2 separate regions of the Mus musculus genome follow, and region 2 is linked to region 1. The links are chromatin loops, found by intact Hi-C in ENCODE. Cell type or tissue: heart. All regions are shown on one strand. Region 1 overlaps Slc47a2 (solute carrier family 47, member 2). Region 2 overlaps Aldh3a2 (aldehyde dehydrogenase family 3, subfamily A2).

Evidence for each region. Peaks named below come from ENCODE experiments on the same cell type or tissue, not always from the same donor. Only the 100,000 strongest peaks of a DNase experiment are listed, where the experiment ranks them.
Region 2: it touches region 1 in a loop (1.8-fold over the local background); 3 of 42 quality-filtered maps call a loop at or near these places.

The regions. Positions count from the first base shown.
Region 1 is chr11:61,315,844-61,323,843 of GRCm38, forward strand. All of the region lies in intron 8 of Slc47a2 (solute carrier family 47, member 2), which reads right to left. Among named protein-coding and RNA genes, the nearest start is that of Gm25929, 15 kb to the right of the region's middle. In heart, no CTCF peak of the experiment used is centred here; a DNase peak (open chromatin) is centred at 3,858; H3K4me3 peaks cover 729 bases; H3K27ac peaks cover 1,996 bases.
Region 2 is chr11:61,243,736-61,251,735 of GRCm38, forward strand. It overlaps Aldh3a2 (aldehyde dehydrogenase family 3, subfamily A2), which reads right to left. Exons shown (of 10, transcript NM_007437.5): 8 at 7,208-7,307; 9 at 5,127-5,362; 10 at 1,017-2,586. The coding sequence ends at 2,575. Among named protein-coding and RNA genes, the nearest start is that of Aldh3a2, 19 kb to the right of the region's middle. In heart, no CTCF peak of the experiment used is centred here; no DNase peak of the experiment used is centred here.

The DNA.
Region 1 (8,000 bases):
GTAGAAACCTAGCGAAATGAAAATTCCCTGGAGTCTATAAGGGTAACCTAGCAAAGACTTCTAGTAACAGGGGTTATGAAGCCTGAACTGACCATCTTCTATAACCAGACAAGGCTCCCAGCAGTGAGACTGGGACACCAAACCAGCCACAAAACCTTAGACCTACAATCTGCCCTGCCTGCAATAGGGTAATGGTGGCACAGGACTTGTGGGAGTAGCCAGTCAATGATAGGTCCAACTTGGGGCCCATGCCTTGGAAGGGAGACCTGTAAGGCATTTTCTTAACTAGTGATTGATGGGGGAGGGTCCAGTGCATTGTGGGTGGGGCCACTCCTGGCCAGGTGGTCCTGGATTCTCTAAGAAAGCAGGTTGAGCAAGCCATGGGGAGCAAGCCAGTAAACAGCACCCCTCCATGGCCTCTGCATCAGCTCCTGCCTCCAGGTTCCTGTCCTGACTGCCTTTGATGATGAACTGTGATGCGGAAGCATAGGTCAAATAGACCCTTTACTCCCCACATTGATTTTTGGTCAAGGTGTTTCATCACAGCAATAGTTACTGTCTAGGACAAAGACTAACCACATAAGCAAGCCCCAAGTCCAAGAAACCCTGCATCAGGAGAAGAAAATGCAAGAGTGAATGAGGAATGTTCTCAGCATCAGCCTTGGGCTTCCACAGACATTTTCACACTATGCCAAAGCACATCTGAACACGCACACAAACATATGGAAGAAAGAAAAATAAAAGGTTCAATAAAGTTACGGTAGAAAATGTCCCAAATGTGAGCAGAGAGGTGGCCATTCAGAGCAAGTTACACTTAGAACCCCCAAATAGGGAGACCTGAGAAGAATCAACCCACAATACTCTACAGTGGAATTGCTAAGACTACAAAATAAAGAAATATTAAAATCTGTAAGGAAAAAAAGCACCTTGTAAAGGCGAGCCAATCAGAATTACATCTGACCTAGCCCAGATCCTACAACTCAGGAAAGTATAGAGTGATTTACTCACACACTCACACACACACACACACACACACACAGAGAGAGAGAGAGAGAGAGAGAGAACACTCACGAGTAAGTCAGGCAAGCTTACAATATAAAGCAAGGTTATCTTTTAAAACCAACGAAGTAGGGCTGAGGATGTAGCTCAGTTAATAGAGGACTTGTCAAAAATGCAAAACTCAGTCCCCAGAACCACATAACCCAGGCCCTGGGACCCCTGCCAACAATCAGGAGGAGGAGGAGGGAGGCAAGAGAATCAGAAAATCAAGGCCATTTTCTACTATGTATCAAGTTCAAGGCTTCCTAGGATACATGGGATTCTCTGTTTAAAAAACAAAAAACTAGATAAGTAAAGCTATTTTAAGGGAAGCACAAAGCTAACACTGCAGAAGATACTTAGAGGAATCCCACACACAAAAGAGAGAGGAAAGCAAGCATATGCACAAGAGCACAGAGAATAACTTTATGATGCACAGATGAACAAGGAAGGACTGGGAAATAATTATGTCCCATTCAAAATGACATCAGCCCTTATGTGAATACACGAATAAGATGGTCGTGGAAAAGGGGAAATGAATAAAATAAACAGCCAACTCCACCATGAAAAAATTAGAGGAATCAGCAAAACCTTCCAAACAATAAATAACCCCGAGTGTGAATGGTCTCCGCGCTTCAGTTAAAAGATATAAAGTATCCGATTGGACTAAAAGCGACGCTTAACTTATCCAAGAGAAGCACTCCTCAGTGGTAAAGATGCACACTCACAGAACGCAAAGGGGTGGAGGATGACAACACCAACCAAATGGAAGCTGAAGCTGAAGCAGACTTCAAGCAGAGACAGACGGATTAAGAAGGCACCAAATGCTGCCAATGGGACCGTCCATTAAGAGTATATGATATATAACCTATGCATTAACACTGGGGTCCCAACTACATAAACAAGTACTGTAAGGCACAGCAAGGACATATTAGATCAGATTCAGTAGTTTTGGATGATTTCAATACTTTTCTCGCATAAATAGATAGACCATCTAGATAAAACAAACCACCAAAAGGGAAACTTCCACATTAAAACATACTGTAGATCATGTGGACGTACCACACTCCCATGAGAAACATGCTATTTACAGCCATGGAGTACACATTCAACATGAAACTTTCTCTAAAATAGACCACATCTCATTCTGAAAAAAAAAGTCTTATCAAATAAAATAAAATAACTTCTTTTCTACCATCAGATAATGGAAACAAACTAAAAGTCATTACTAAGAGAAACAATGGAAAATATACAAAGACCTGGAGTTTGAACGGGATGTCATTGAAGAAATCAGGAAAGAAATGTTAAAAAACTCTAGAATCAAATGAGAGTGAAAACAGAATCTATTAGATTCTTTGGAATGCTGTAAGGGTAGCCTCTCACCTTTCTTTCTTAAAATGGTGTGTGTGTGTGTGTGTGTGTGTGTGTGTGTGTGTGAGAGAGAGAGAGAGAGAGAGAGAGAGATAGAGAGAGAAAGAGAGAGAGAATGAGTATGTGAGAGAGTCTCTGTGTGTGAGAGTATGTGTGTATGAGAGAGAGTGAGAGAGTGTGTGTGTGAGTGTGTGAGTGTGTGTGAGAGAGTGTATGTGTGAGTGTGCAGGCATACATGTGTGTGTGTGAGAGAGAGAGAGAGAGAATGAGTATGTGAGAGAGTCTCTGTGTGTGAGAGTATGTGTGTATGAGAGAGACTGAGAGAGTGTGTGTGTGAGTGTGTGTGAGAGAGTGTATGTGTGAGTGTGCAGGCATGCATGTGTATATGTGTGTCTGTGTGCAAGCATGCCACAGCACACATGTGGAGATCAAAGGGCAACTTTCAGAAATTCTCTCTCTCCTTTCATGTTAGGTTCCGGAGATGAACTCAGGGAGTCGGGTTTGTGAGGAGCCGCTTTTACTTGCTGAGCCGACGATTTACCCTCCCATTCTTTCTACACCAAAAGAAGCCAAATCCAACCAAACAAAAAACAAAACCCATAAATCCTTCCCCTCTATCCACCTAGACTGTTTCTCCTTCATCTTTCCATTTAATCCATTTCATTAACTTAGCTATTTCATTCACAGTGGTGCAAAGGAACAACTCTATTAGCACAAAAAGTTCCACCAGCCTCCTTACAGACTCCAAAACAATTGGTACTTACAGCATGATGGCTGTACAGGTGGTTGTTAGTATGTTGTTCTTACAGAGTATTCATCTCTGGGTAGGAACGTTATTGCAGACAGTAGCTGTCTCTCAAGAGAGGACTGGGAATAATGTCTGGGGAATGCCAGTTCTACAGAGGGAAGGGATAGATAGTAAGAGCAGCCTTTGGGTGCAGGACAATGAGTGGGATGCTGCTGCCTCCCTGCTGTCTAGCTTTCACTGGTGAAAGCTGCTGCGCAGGACGCTGGGAGAGAGATGTCATCAATGTCTTACTCAGCTGCACACCTTCCATGTTACAATACCAACATGCCAGCTAAGACGACCCCAGGGACGCAATCTCGTCCTGGCTGCATTCTGGTTGGACCTAGGACCCACTTCTCAGGAGGCAGTTCATGCTTTGTACTGTGGACTTGGTCAAAGGTCCAATGCTGGGGAGGTCAGAGTCTCTAGTGATAAACCTAAACTGCTTCTGTTTGATTAAGTGTAAGCGTCGTTGAACTGTCTCCTAAGTACGTGAGCATACACCCTAGACTGGTGCCATGCTCAGCCTTGGTCAGAGAAGCCTCTCTTCACAGAGAAAGGCAGTAAATGCAGAAACTCAAGCTGGGCCAGTTGCCGAGAATAAGTGATTGTTGAATAATAAGTGATTGTTCATCCCTTAACGGGGACAGCCCTGTCACCACCTCCAGGGTGCAGAGGATATAGTGCAAGAGACAGTGGGAAGAATACAAGAGTCAGGTTACAGGGAAGAGGGCTGTGAAACACCGTCTCCCAGACACAGCATGGCTACCATTCTCATGAGCTCAGTAGCTATAGTTGTCTGCACATGACCTGGGCAAGACTGAGCTTGCAAATATCCAGTCGTGGATGGAGGACAGGCTCATGGGGCTCAGCCATTCCTCAGAACCCATGGCCAGAGTAAGTCTACTATTATTCTTGTATTACAGGGACATAGTATAAAAGTGCCTCTAAGCTCATCTCTTTACGTATAAATCCTAAGAGCAAAAGGGTAGGGAGGACTGGAGGGAGACAGTGTCATCTGACACTGCACTCATGAACTCAACAGCAGCTGTGGCTGCCTGCACATGATCTGAAAAGATAGCCAGTCAGTGTTCTAGCATGAAAGGGGGAAGGATTACATGAGCCCCCACCCACAGCAAAGGAGCTATGGATGGCTGATAGATTCTTGGGGAGGAAGTGTCAGTTTCTTTAAGGGTGTGTGGCTCCTGGTAGCTTGGCCGTGCTCCAGCTCCAGTGTATGGTCCCACACCCAGAAGTACACAGACAGCACAGACTGGGGACAATAAGCCATTTAAAAAAAAAAAAGACATGAAATTGAAGATAGAAAGTGAGAGTGGGTGGGGAGAGTCAAAGGGAAGGGTTAGGAGTAAATGTGATCAAAATACAACATATGAAACTTTCACAGAATTGATTAAAATGTTTATTAGAGGATCTTTTTAAAATATTTAAAGGCGAGAACTTTTAAAATAAGGATGGACAGATATAAAAAAGAAACACAAAATATTTAGAAATTAAAATATAATTGCTGAAATTAGGAACAAATGAATCTGAAACTGAATAAGATGAAGGTTTAGGACATCAGGGGATGGGGAGATAGTTCAATATGTAAGTGTACTTGCTATGCAAGCTTGAGGGCCTGAGTTCTAATCCCCGGCTAAAAGGCCAGGTGTGGCTGCATGTACCTGTAACCCTGATGCTATGAGGGGTAGAGTTGGGAAGGCTGCTGGGGCTTGCTAGCTGGCTCCAGGTTCAATGGCAGACCCTGCCTCAATGAAATAATGCAGAGAGTAGGGGAGCAGGACCTCTAATGCCCTTCTCTGGCCTCTGAACATGTGTTCATATGTATACACAGATACACAGTCAGACAGACAGACAGACAGACAGACAGACAGACACACACCATATAAGGCTCAGGAGAGGGGAAGACAAGGTGTGTCATACATGACAGAGGTAAGAAACCTGTGTGCTGGACACACTACAGTGAGCAATGCAGTTGTTTCTCCAACTGTCTTGGCTCACTTCCCCCTGGGCTCTGATAGCAAAACACCTCCTCGTGGATTCCAGTTATGCATGCCGCTATGTAAACCTTCAATGGCTAAGCTAGGCTGGGCAGGTTCCTTTTTCCTGAACTTATTTTGGAATGCACCATGGCTGGCACGAATACAGCTAGAGCCTAAGGATGTTTGAGACTCACAGTGTGATCGATGATTCGGTGGAGAATCATCACAGCAGATTAGAGCCATTGAATGAAAAGTCACCGACGAGCCAGAAGCTCAAATGCTCTGCTTTTGTACAGCTCACATCCCAGTTACAAAGTGTGTCTTTCCAGTTAAGAAGAAAGCCAGTGAGCACCACGGTTCTCTTCCCCCACTTCCTGACAGCCCATGCAATGTGACCAGCCACCTCACCCTGATGCTGTCACTCCCCGTCCCCAAGCCCCCACATGCACATGATAGACTATCTCCTCACAAACAACTAGCTGAAACAAATCCCTCCCACATTAAGTTGCTTCTCATCAGTTATCTGGTCACGCCACTGAGAAAAGCAGCTAATAACATCTATTAAAGGCACAGTGTATAATTGTTGGCAGTTACCAACATAACCAGGTAGCTGGCAGAAAACAACTGAAATCATCCAGAAAAGGCCAGCCTAGAGACTAAGACTGACATCTACCCAGGCTGAGGCTGGGGAGAAAATTAACTCCAAACTGTCCGGAGGAGTCAGTTCTGTTATGGAAACATTTTAAATCTAGACCATATTAATGTGAGCCTATACACCAGTGAAAATAATTCCAAATGAGTCTATTTTACAGTAGACAAATTATATTTCAGTGAAGCTGTTAAAAATCAAAATCATTTTCTTAATTTTGACTTGGGAAAAACTCTGAAATGACTAAGAATTGTGAGCCGAGAGGGAATTAGCGAACAGTACCAGTATGTGGATGTGGAGTCTGGCAGAGCAACACCAAGATTCTCTCAATGTTCATCTACCTCTGTCAGCTTTAAAAGTAAAACAGAAGCAAATGGCAGGCTAGAAGAAAAGCAGGGAACTAAGTGTGTTCTTATTTTAGGCACTCTTAACAGATTCATTTTGTTTTAAAACATGAATATGTAAATTACACTTGTTTTGGGTAATAAGAGGTGTGTTGGGGGAGGGACCAATCTTCACAAGTAGAAGACTAAAACGCAACAAAAACCTATTGAAAATGCATAAAAGGCCTTCATGTAAGACCTGACACTCTGAAATCTTTATAGAGAAAGACTTCAAGAGTCAGCTCAGACAAGGACTTTATAAAAATAACTCAAATAGCTCAAGAAAGAAGAGCAGAGATTGGTAATTGAGTTGTACAGAATTGAAAGGCCCTGGCACAGCAGAGGAAATGACCACCAGAATGGACAGACCACCTATGAAATAGGATTTAAAAATCTCTACAAGCTATTCTTCTGATAGTGGGCAAATATCCAGAGTTCATAAGATAAAAGGCTAAGAGCGATTAATTCAGCCAATTAGTGGGTAAGTGAATTGAGTAGCTTCAAATAAGAATATGACCAGCAAATGTATGAAAATTTGGGACAACCCCAGAGGCCAGGGAAACAAAAATGGAAAGTACACAGAGATTTACCGTGTGCCAATCATAATGGCTATCATTAAGAAAACAAGCAACTGTCAACTGCCAGCGAGAATCCAAGGGAAAGAAACTTTATATCCTGCTGACAGGAACTGCAAGGCAGTATGGTAGGGCCTCAAACTCCCAAACATAGGATGGCACGTATATGATCTGGCTATACCACTCCTAGGCTCGCCTGAAGGCAACCGAGTCATTTTACAGCAGAGACCTCCAAACTTATGATTCTCATGATGCTAACATGAGCCATGGTATGGGATCAGCATAAATGGGACCTCTCAGATCTAACAGCTATTTATAGAACATTTCATCCTAAAGCAAAAGAATATACCCTCTTCTCAGCACCTCACGGTACCTTCTCCAAAACTGACCTTATAACTGGTCACCAAATAGGTCTCAACAGATACAAGAAGACACACCATACACAAGTAAACAAGGTACATACACAAATATAAAAAAATTCATAACGAAATGCATTTTTTGTTTTGTTTTTTTCAAGACAGGGTTTCTCTGTGTAGCCTCGGCCATCCTGGAACTTGCTCTGTAGACCAGGCTGGCCTGGAACTCACATCTGCCTTTGTCTCCTGAACGCTGGGATTAAAGTGTGCAGCACCACTGCCCAGCTGATGCCCATTATTTGTGTAAATTATACACTAATAAAACATGGGTGGAAAAAAAATCAGAAGACCCTGGGCTCAGCCATCAGTACTGGGGACAGGAAGATGGGAGAGAATAAATCCCACTTTTAACATCATAAGAAGAGGGTACTTAGGAGTCTAAGCAAGGAGCCAGTGGTGGCTACAGTGGGAGCTTTAGCTCAGGGGAAAGAGACTGAGGACATGCATATAGAAGGTCTCCATGGTCTTGGACCTGAGCAATCAGGACTGTCAAAGCGTCCAGGTACTGCCTGGCTTTGTGTCATAGAGTCATAGAGAGAGGAAGGAGCCTTCCTTGAGGACATGCCTCCATGAGATCCAGCTGTAAGGCATTTTTCTCAATTAGTGATCACTGGGAGAGGATGCAGCCCATTGTGGGTGGGGCCACCCCTGGGAAGGCCATCCCGGATTCTATAAGAAAGCAGGCTGAGCAAGCAAGCCATGGAGAGTATCGTGTCCTCTGCATCAGCTCCTGCCTCCTGGATCCTGCCCTGCTTGAGTTCCTGTCCTGACTTCCTCTGGT
Region 2 (8,000 bases), 72 kb before region 1:
CTGGATGATACTATTCTGCCATGCATTTTCTCTCCTGAGGCCCAGCCAATGCAGCTCACTGTAACCTGGACTTCCTGCTGTGCGATTTCCCTGTCCCTGTACTCTGGAGTCTGTTTATGCAGTGCTTAGGACAGCTACCCCAGAATTAACTTCATGATGGGGTCAAGGCTGAGTGTTATGTACTCCGGGCAGGGGTATCCTTTCACATCCAGCCAGCAGAGAAAATGGGAACACCACCTGGGGGCTCCTCTAGGAGTAGCATCTTCTCACAAGTTGGGCCACTGTCATTAGAGCCCTCTAGACACTATAGGAAGTGAGAAACAAAGAAAGCCAGGCATCCATCCGTCACCAGCATATACCCCCCGTTCCATGAACAAGTGATCAAGTGCAGAAGGATCCTGCACACTTCCTTGGCACCTTTTGGTGACACTCAATTACACAGAGTGATGGTTATGCTGTGACCAACCAGGCTTTCTCATCTCTGACCCAGACTGTTCTTTGGAACATTAGCCTAACCGAAGAGTGAGAGTCCAGAGATGGTTGGTCTTTTTCCAGGATATAAATTGGATTTTAAATAAAACAAAATTTCAAAAAGCACTGATAACATTCCAGTCTTTCCTGGCGCTGTCTACCAGTCTTTGTGGAGCTGTGAGAAGGGTGAGCAAGCCCTTAGCTAGGCAGCTCTGGGTACCCTGGAGGCCACAGGTGGGAAGCCCGGCCAGGCAGCCCTCCTCTGCCTCAGTTCACCTGTCTCAGACTGAGAAGTGCTTGCTCTGTGGTGCTCTCCTTTACAGCGGTGCTACGGTGTGAGCAGAGCTGTAAAGCCCAGCTTGTCTGGTCACACAGCCTCAGGATGGCAGATGGCGCTGATCCAAATTCTCGGTTGTTTTCGGGCCTGTGACTGGTGGACACAGCTCTAGGCTCAGTGGTGACACATGGCACAATGACCATCACATACTCACAGAACAGAATGTGAGGTCTGAGAAAATTTCAAATAAAAAAGCATGACAACCAATGTTAGCAAACGACATCCTTGAGGGATAGAAAGGAAAAATGGATTTACAAAGGAACTTTGCATCATATCTCCATTTCTGAGGTCAAAATTAACACACAATAATTTATGAAATACATTTATTTTGAAGATCAGTAGAGTAAGTATTTTGGCCTAGCTAGAAGCTGTGATTTATAATTTACTATAACAACAGTAAGTGCAAGTTCAACATTGAAATTTTGTGCAAAATATTTTATGATTAGTCTATGACAACTGCTACTTAAGCAACTATTTGCTATAACGGGCCAATGATTTGTTCTTGATACTTCCTTCATACAATACACTTCAGATAGCCTCAACGGTGGGACAGGTTACTCAGCAAACACGGCTATACATTCAATAAGCATGTTACGTTCTCATTGAGTAGGCCGAGTTAATTAGGACCCCAGGAAGGCAGTGAGGCTTGGAGCTTTGGGCCCAGCCAGGCCCCAGCAGCAGGAAGCCAGATCCACACAGATCTCTCTGCCACATCCCTGCTTAGCCACACTAGGATCTAAGGGAGAATGATGCCCCGCTTGCTCGGGAGCGCCTCTGACCATCCCATCCCTTAAGTGTGCTCCACAGCTCGCAGTGTTCTCCAGCAATCCCTGTCCTGTGAGTTCTGAAGCCCTGGGGTATAATAACCCCCCCTTCACTACAGGAATGGCTCCATGCTTTATAGATCTGTAGGAATCTCTCTAAGATTTAAAAAGTAAAATTTCCTTGCATTGTGCTAGGAGAATAAGCAGAAGGCTTATCCTTGAAGATCTACAAAACATTCAACTTGAGGATCTTGAGGGGATTTTTATGAAGAATGGGGAGGGTCCCCATCATGTTGCCTAGGTTGGCTTCAAAGTCCTGGGTTAGGGAATCTTCTGGCCTCAGGCTCAGGAACAGCTGTGACTGCAAGATGCTCTGAGTGGCCTTCACAAAAAAAGCATTGCTTCTTGGCAAGAGACTCAGTGCAGTTTAGGTCATCACAAAGGCACTGGGACAGTCCCCACAGACTGTCACAAACACACAGACTTTGGGTGGTGCGCTATGAATAAGAAAGGATGTTTAAATGGAGAGCGGACTCCTGAAGGCCGGTCTCAAGCCACAATGGATGAGATGGACATACCCACCTGCAGTTTTAGTACCTCAATGCCTAACAGTAGCTGGGAGGACCTAGCCTCAGCTCTCAAGATAACAGAGGTCAGCTGGAAAGCCTGGGCGGTGTTTGACACTGGAGTGGGCAGAGCTATGGGCTGGAGGAAAATGAATGGCCAAGGAGCAGTTATCGAGTCTCCCTGACTCATCATCGTGGACTGGGATCTAGTGTGACATGTTCTCGCCCCAGCCCAGTCTACATCCTCTCAGCACTTGCACTGCTCTCAATTGCGGAGATTTGGCTCAAACACTGAGTTTCATTAGTGGTTTGTGGCAACAGCTTAGGTTTGATTGCAGTACATCTGTGAATTTCCTGGTTTGGGTACAATTTTAAAAGTATTGGTTTGTTAACCATTTAGTAGAGTGATACTTCAGGAGAGGCAACAAGGAAGTCATTACAGCTGATCCTAAGGAGAGGAGAAAAGGATTCATGTTATCCTGTTATGAAAAAACCCACCCACATCAAGCCTTAGAACATAAGCCCAGACTAAATTCATAACAGAAAAAAAGAAAAAGCTATGTGTTCCTAAAAAGCCATAGTGCCGCTTCAACTGAAAATAAAGGATTATGCTTTTCCTCAATAATGACAATAAGACAGAGGGGGCAGACTGCACACTGTGCAAAGCAGCAGACATTACAGAAGTGTGCACTATTCCGGCACTGTGGTAGGAGTCCAAGCATTGGCATGACATCTAAAACTGAGGAACTTATTTCTTTTTTTTTTCTTTTTTTCTTTTATTTTTATTTTTATTTTTTTTATTAGGTATTTTCCTCATTTACATTTTCAATGCTATCCCAAAGGTCCCCCATACCCCCCCCCAATCCCCTACCCACCCACTCCCCCTTTTTGGCCCTGGCGTTCCCCTGTACTGGGGCATATAAAGTTTGCAAGGAACTTATTTCTAAGTTCAAGAGCGGCATCAATGTTTTTAGAATGTTTTTAAAGACCCAAAGGAGCAACACAAGCTACACTCTGAATCACTGTTTAGAATAAAATATGCTTTGATACAAACAGGATAAAAGGTCAGAGAAGAGAGCAAAGAGGCAGCAAAGGGAAAAGGCCAGATCTCCACCTGACTCCATCCCAGGTTAAAAAAGAAGTGAATGTATCGGCCGATAGTAAGGAGATGGGAGAAGCTGAAATTGGCCTGGGAAATTGCAAACTCCCCCACACTCTGTAGGGACGATCCAAGTAGAAGCTTTGACAAAAATCTTAACTTTGTAATCAAGCCAAGGATCAAGCCTGCATGCTCTCATTCCCACTAAAGACCCTGGCTAAGGAAGACCTGTCTGCCACACCCTTTCGGGAACTCAAGGCTGCCTTGTGTGATGCACTGATAGCTAGATGGGCCTTCTTGGGGACAAGGTAGGCCTGGGAAGCACTAACTCAGCCTGGTCCTCTATGTCACCCCAGAGGCTGAGATATTCTACCCCAACCAATAGTATGCACCTTAGGCTAAGGGATCAATGTCAAATGAAATGACCAGAGACCCAAGCCTACCTCCAACCAGATCTCCAGCCTCAAAAAAGGGAAAAGAGGGAAAGCCCCGAACTGCCACAGTGAATCCCTAAGCTGAAGGGGTTTATTTTTAATTAAAAATGAAACAACTGAGATTTAAAAATATATATTCTCAAATTATGAAACAAACATTAAACATGCAGATAGTGACTGTGGACTGGCGCTGCACGGTGCATCCTCCCGGACTGACGGAGGCAGCGGTGCAGCTCAACATGTGGCCACTCACTTTTAATCAGGACGCAGGCTTTGCCAGACTCAGCCTAGACACTACTCTTATACATTTCTCTCAGATTACCAGGACCCATCCATGTCCCTTTAAAATGATGCCTAGATTAAGTTTTAACACCGATTAGCTCCAGACCAAGGTCCAGTATATGTAAGTAAGTTAAACCTTCTGTCAGTAACCCCAAACCGTCAGCTAATAGAAACAACTAAAACCAAACAGAACCTAGCCTGGCCCACCTCACACACAGAAGGAAAATAGGAAACTCCTACCTCACTCTCAACAGACAGCTGGGGCCTGACCGTCAGTGCTTACTGGACCAGCGCCGTCTATGAACTATCAGAGAAGCCAACAGGGCTTTTCCCCTCGGCAGAGCTTGGTATTTCTGAGAAAACCCAAATGATTTCAAATGCAGCTGTTATCACCAATCCATCAGCGTGGCGATAGTGTAAGACAACAACTTTTCACATTTTAACCACATCTATAAACATGGCAGTTCCGTCATGCCTCTCATCCACGGCCACTTTTCACAGTCATTGTCCCACATGTCCTAGTTAGCTGTCTGAGGAAACCCTTTCCCCTCTCCACCTTGACATTCATTCCCACAGACTCCCTCCTTCACCCCAGGGATGACAGCTGCCCAGAAAAGGAGGCTCTCACGAGGGCCTCTTTGCAATGTCACCTCTGTGATGACCTGTGGCCCAAGACAAACTTTATCTGGCAATCAGGGAAAGTATGCCTAATAAGAACTACACCCCTTGCCTATTTCTTTCCAGTACCACCATTCCGTATCACCAGGACGACTTCACGCACGTTCCAGAACAAACTAAAATTGAACAGAGAATACCAATCAATACCCAGAGGAGCAGAGAGCTGACAGCTCAGAATCTTCCAGAAAGCTCCACAGTGTCTTAGACTCTCATAAAAGTTGGTAAAGTCCTGTAATCATTTTGAGTTTATAGGACGTTCAGCCTTCAGAGCTACTGAAGGTTGACACTGCAGCCGAGAAGCAGCTAGGACAGCAGATGCCGTGTTTACAGAAACAGGGAGCTGGCCATCTGACAGACTTTAGAAGCTGGTTGATGTAGCTACAGCAGCCCCCGGCGAGGAGGAAGGACCAGGCAGGATAACAGATGGACTTACAGCAGCCTGGCCCAGATAGGAAGGGTCAGAAGGACTGGTTTGTCCGGAGGAGAGGGACTCACCTTGACAATCACAGCTGCAACAGCAACCAGGCACACAAACAACAGCATCCCCAGCCTTCCTTTGTTGAACTGCTTCAGCAGGAAGAACTTGGCCCAGCTGACCTTGGACTCGCTGTTGGGCGGGTACCTGAGCTTGTTGACGCTTTCCCCCTTTAACCCTTTTAACAAGCAGGGGCGCTGATGAGAAAAGGTATCAAAACTGTATTTTCCATGATACGCCCCCATTCCACTGGCACCTGAAATAAATGGAAGAGAAGAAACGAATTTCAGTGTGGGGGTTTCCCACTTCAACACAGACTGAGAAAGCCTGGCTGTGCTCTGCCTGAGAGGGAGACATTCAACTTCTTGGACTTTCCCCCCAGAAGTCCTTTCCCAGCTTGGCTCCCAGCACAACCATCCGCCCTCTCAGGCAGGATGCAGGGTCAGGATCTGCAGCCCCTCTGGGGTTGTGCTGTCCTTTATACCAGAAGTGTGCTAAGTGTTTCGGGGTGTTCTTTGGGGACTCCCACCACAACCCTGTGGTGGTCTGAACCTCTAACCCAGAGCCAGCCGATCTGCCTAAGGTCACATGGCTGCTAAACGAGGAAGCTAAAAGTGAGCTAAGGTTAGTCTGATCTGACGCTCAATGCTGTACGTGTGTTTTCCCATCAGTCCACGTGACCTTATTTATCCATGGCTCCCCTCACTTGTTTCCTCTAAATTCTTGAAGAGCAACTGAAAATGGGGTAACAAGGTTAGGCGGCCAGATAAGAATAATCAAGGAAAAACTTCTGTCTTCTTGGAAGCCACGCTATAATACACAATGCACACAACAGACTGCAGATGAAACTGTCCTGCGCAGTGGCAATGGACAACGGCGGAAGGCAGGCAGGCAGGCTGCCTGGAAGCCGGGGACAGTTAGCTGGGGCCAGGTCACAGCTCAGTCACCAGTGTTTTGTGGGAAGGGATCAGTCAGAAAGCAAGACTGATTCATTGGAGAGACAATGACACCAGAGAGAAAACCCGAGGACACTGAGGGAGGGGAAGAGGGGCCAGCAAAAGCCATTACCAGGGTAGGAAGGACCCAGAGGAAAGGACCAGACTGCATCCACAATGCTTCCCCAATAACAAAATGCCCCTTGCCCATCCTTTAGAGAATGGGGGACTCTCACGCCTCAAATCAAGCAGCACACGAGGAAAGGCTGCCCTTCCCCATGGAGGCTTGGGGGGCTAGTGCATGTAGCACTGACTACCCACCTCAGCATCAACTCCAGTAGAACACAGAGGGATTCTGTTTCTGGCATTCTAAACCTTTCTCTCACTGTACTGCACTTAAATACAGGTATCTCGCTAATTAATCTGAAACCTGATTCTTGGCCCTTAAGCTGGGAAGATCTGGTAGCTTAGTCAGTAAGGGAAGTAATGAGTTGAAGAAAAGTCATCACAGCTGTGGTCAGTGACGATGAGGACAGAGTATGACGGGACAGACGGTACTGCGCAGGCCATCAGGAAATGACCGCAAGCCAGGTGAGCAGCAACCAGAAAATGACCCTAAGCCGAGTGGCCGGAGGAGGACACGGTCCCAGGGACATGCACAATAAACACTACCCAACTTTCAACAGCTCGTACAAGAAATCTGGGAAACATGCTTCTGGCACATTTCTATTCAGAGAAGGTCGCTATGGTGACTTGGGAAGCCATTCTCATAAGCTCCTAGGTCTGTTTGGTCCCTATTAGTGGAACTGTTTGGGTAGGATTAGGTGTGGCCTTGTTGGAATGGGTGTGGCCTTTTTGGAGGTATACCACTGGGGCTTTGAGGTTTCAAAAGCCCACTCCAGGTCGAGTCTGAACCTGAGTGTCTTTGCCTGCAACTTGCAGAGCAGATATGAGCTCTCTGCAAACTGCTCCAGCTCTATGCCTGTCTACCTCCTCTATGCTCCCTGTCAGGATGATAGAGTAACCCTCTGAAACTGTCAGGATGATGGAGAGTAACCATCTGAAACTATAAGCAAGCCCTCAGTTAAATGTTTTCTCTTTTAGATTGTCTTGCTCACGGTGTCTCATGACAGCAATAGAATAATAATGAAGACAGTCATACTTACCCACACCTCCAAAGGGCAGAGAATTAACAGTGAAGTGCATGATGACATCATTGCCGGTGACTCCACCACTGGAGGTCTCATCTATCACCCGTTTGATGAGCTGAGGGACAGACCAAAGGCACCCAGGTCAGACCTAAGGTCCTATCACTCCAGTGTCTTGGAAGGCACTCACTGTGGTCTCTAAGGACATTCATTCTGGCTTTGTGTGTTGGTGCAAGTTCTTAAGTTTGGGGAGACACAAAGTTCATGTCAAAATCTAAAAATATTGTATAAAATTATCTTCGGGTTATGAATACATCATCTCATGAAACACAGAAGGGGTCTGTGCTTAAACCTAGGTCCCATCAGCTCATAATTCACAGGGAAATATTCCAAAACCTGAAAACATTCTGCAATCGAGCTGCGTGGCACACGCTTGTATCTCAGCAACTGAGAAGCTGGCGCAGGAGAAGCATGAATTTAAGGCCAGCCTAGGGTACACAGTACCTTAAGAATTCTGAAATCTGAAACACATTTGGTCCCCAGCACATAGGCTGTAGATGAAGAGTGGCTCTGAACCTTTGTTTACTGGTCAACATCAAGTTCTGTAGTCCAACATAGTACCAACAATTTAGAAATAGTTACTTCTCTGAAGTTGGTACTGACCAGAAGGGTTCTGCCCTGAATAGCTTTCACAGTACCATGGGATGCTAACAGGCTGTTGGAGGTGAGGGAATCAGGGGTTGGGGGGAGTCTTATGCGGCAGTGAACCTGTGAACTGTGATGATGACCAGCACAAGGGATGCCAGTGGGC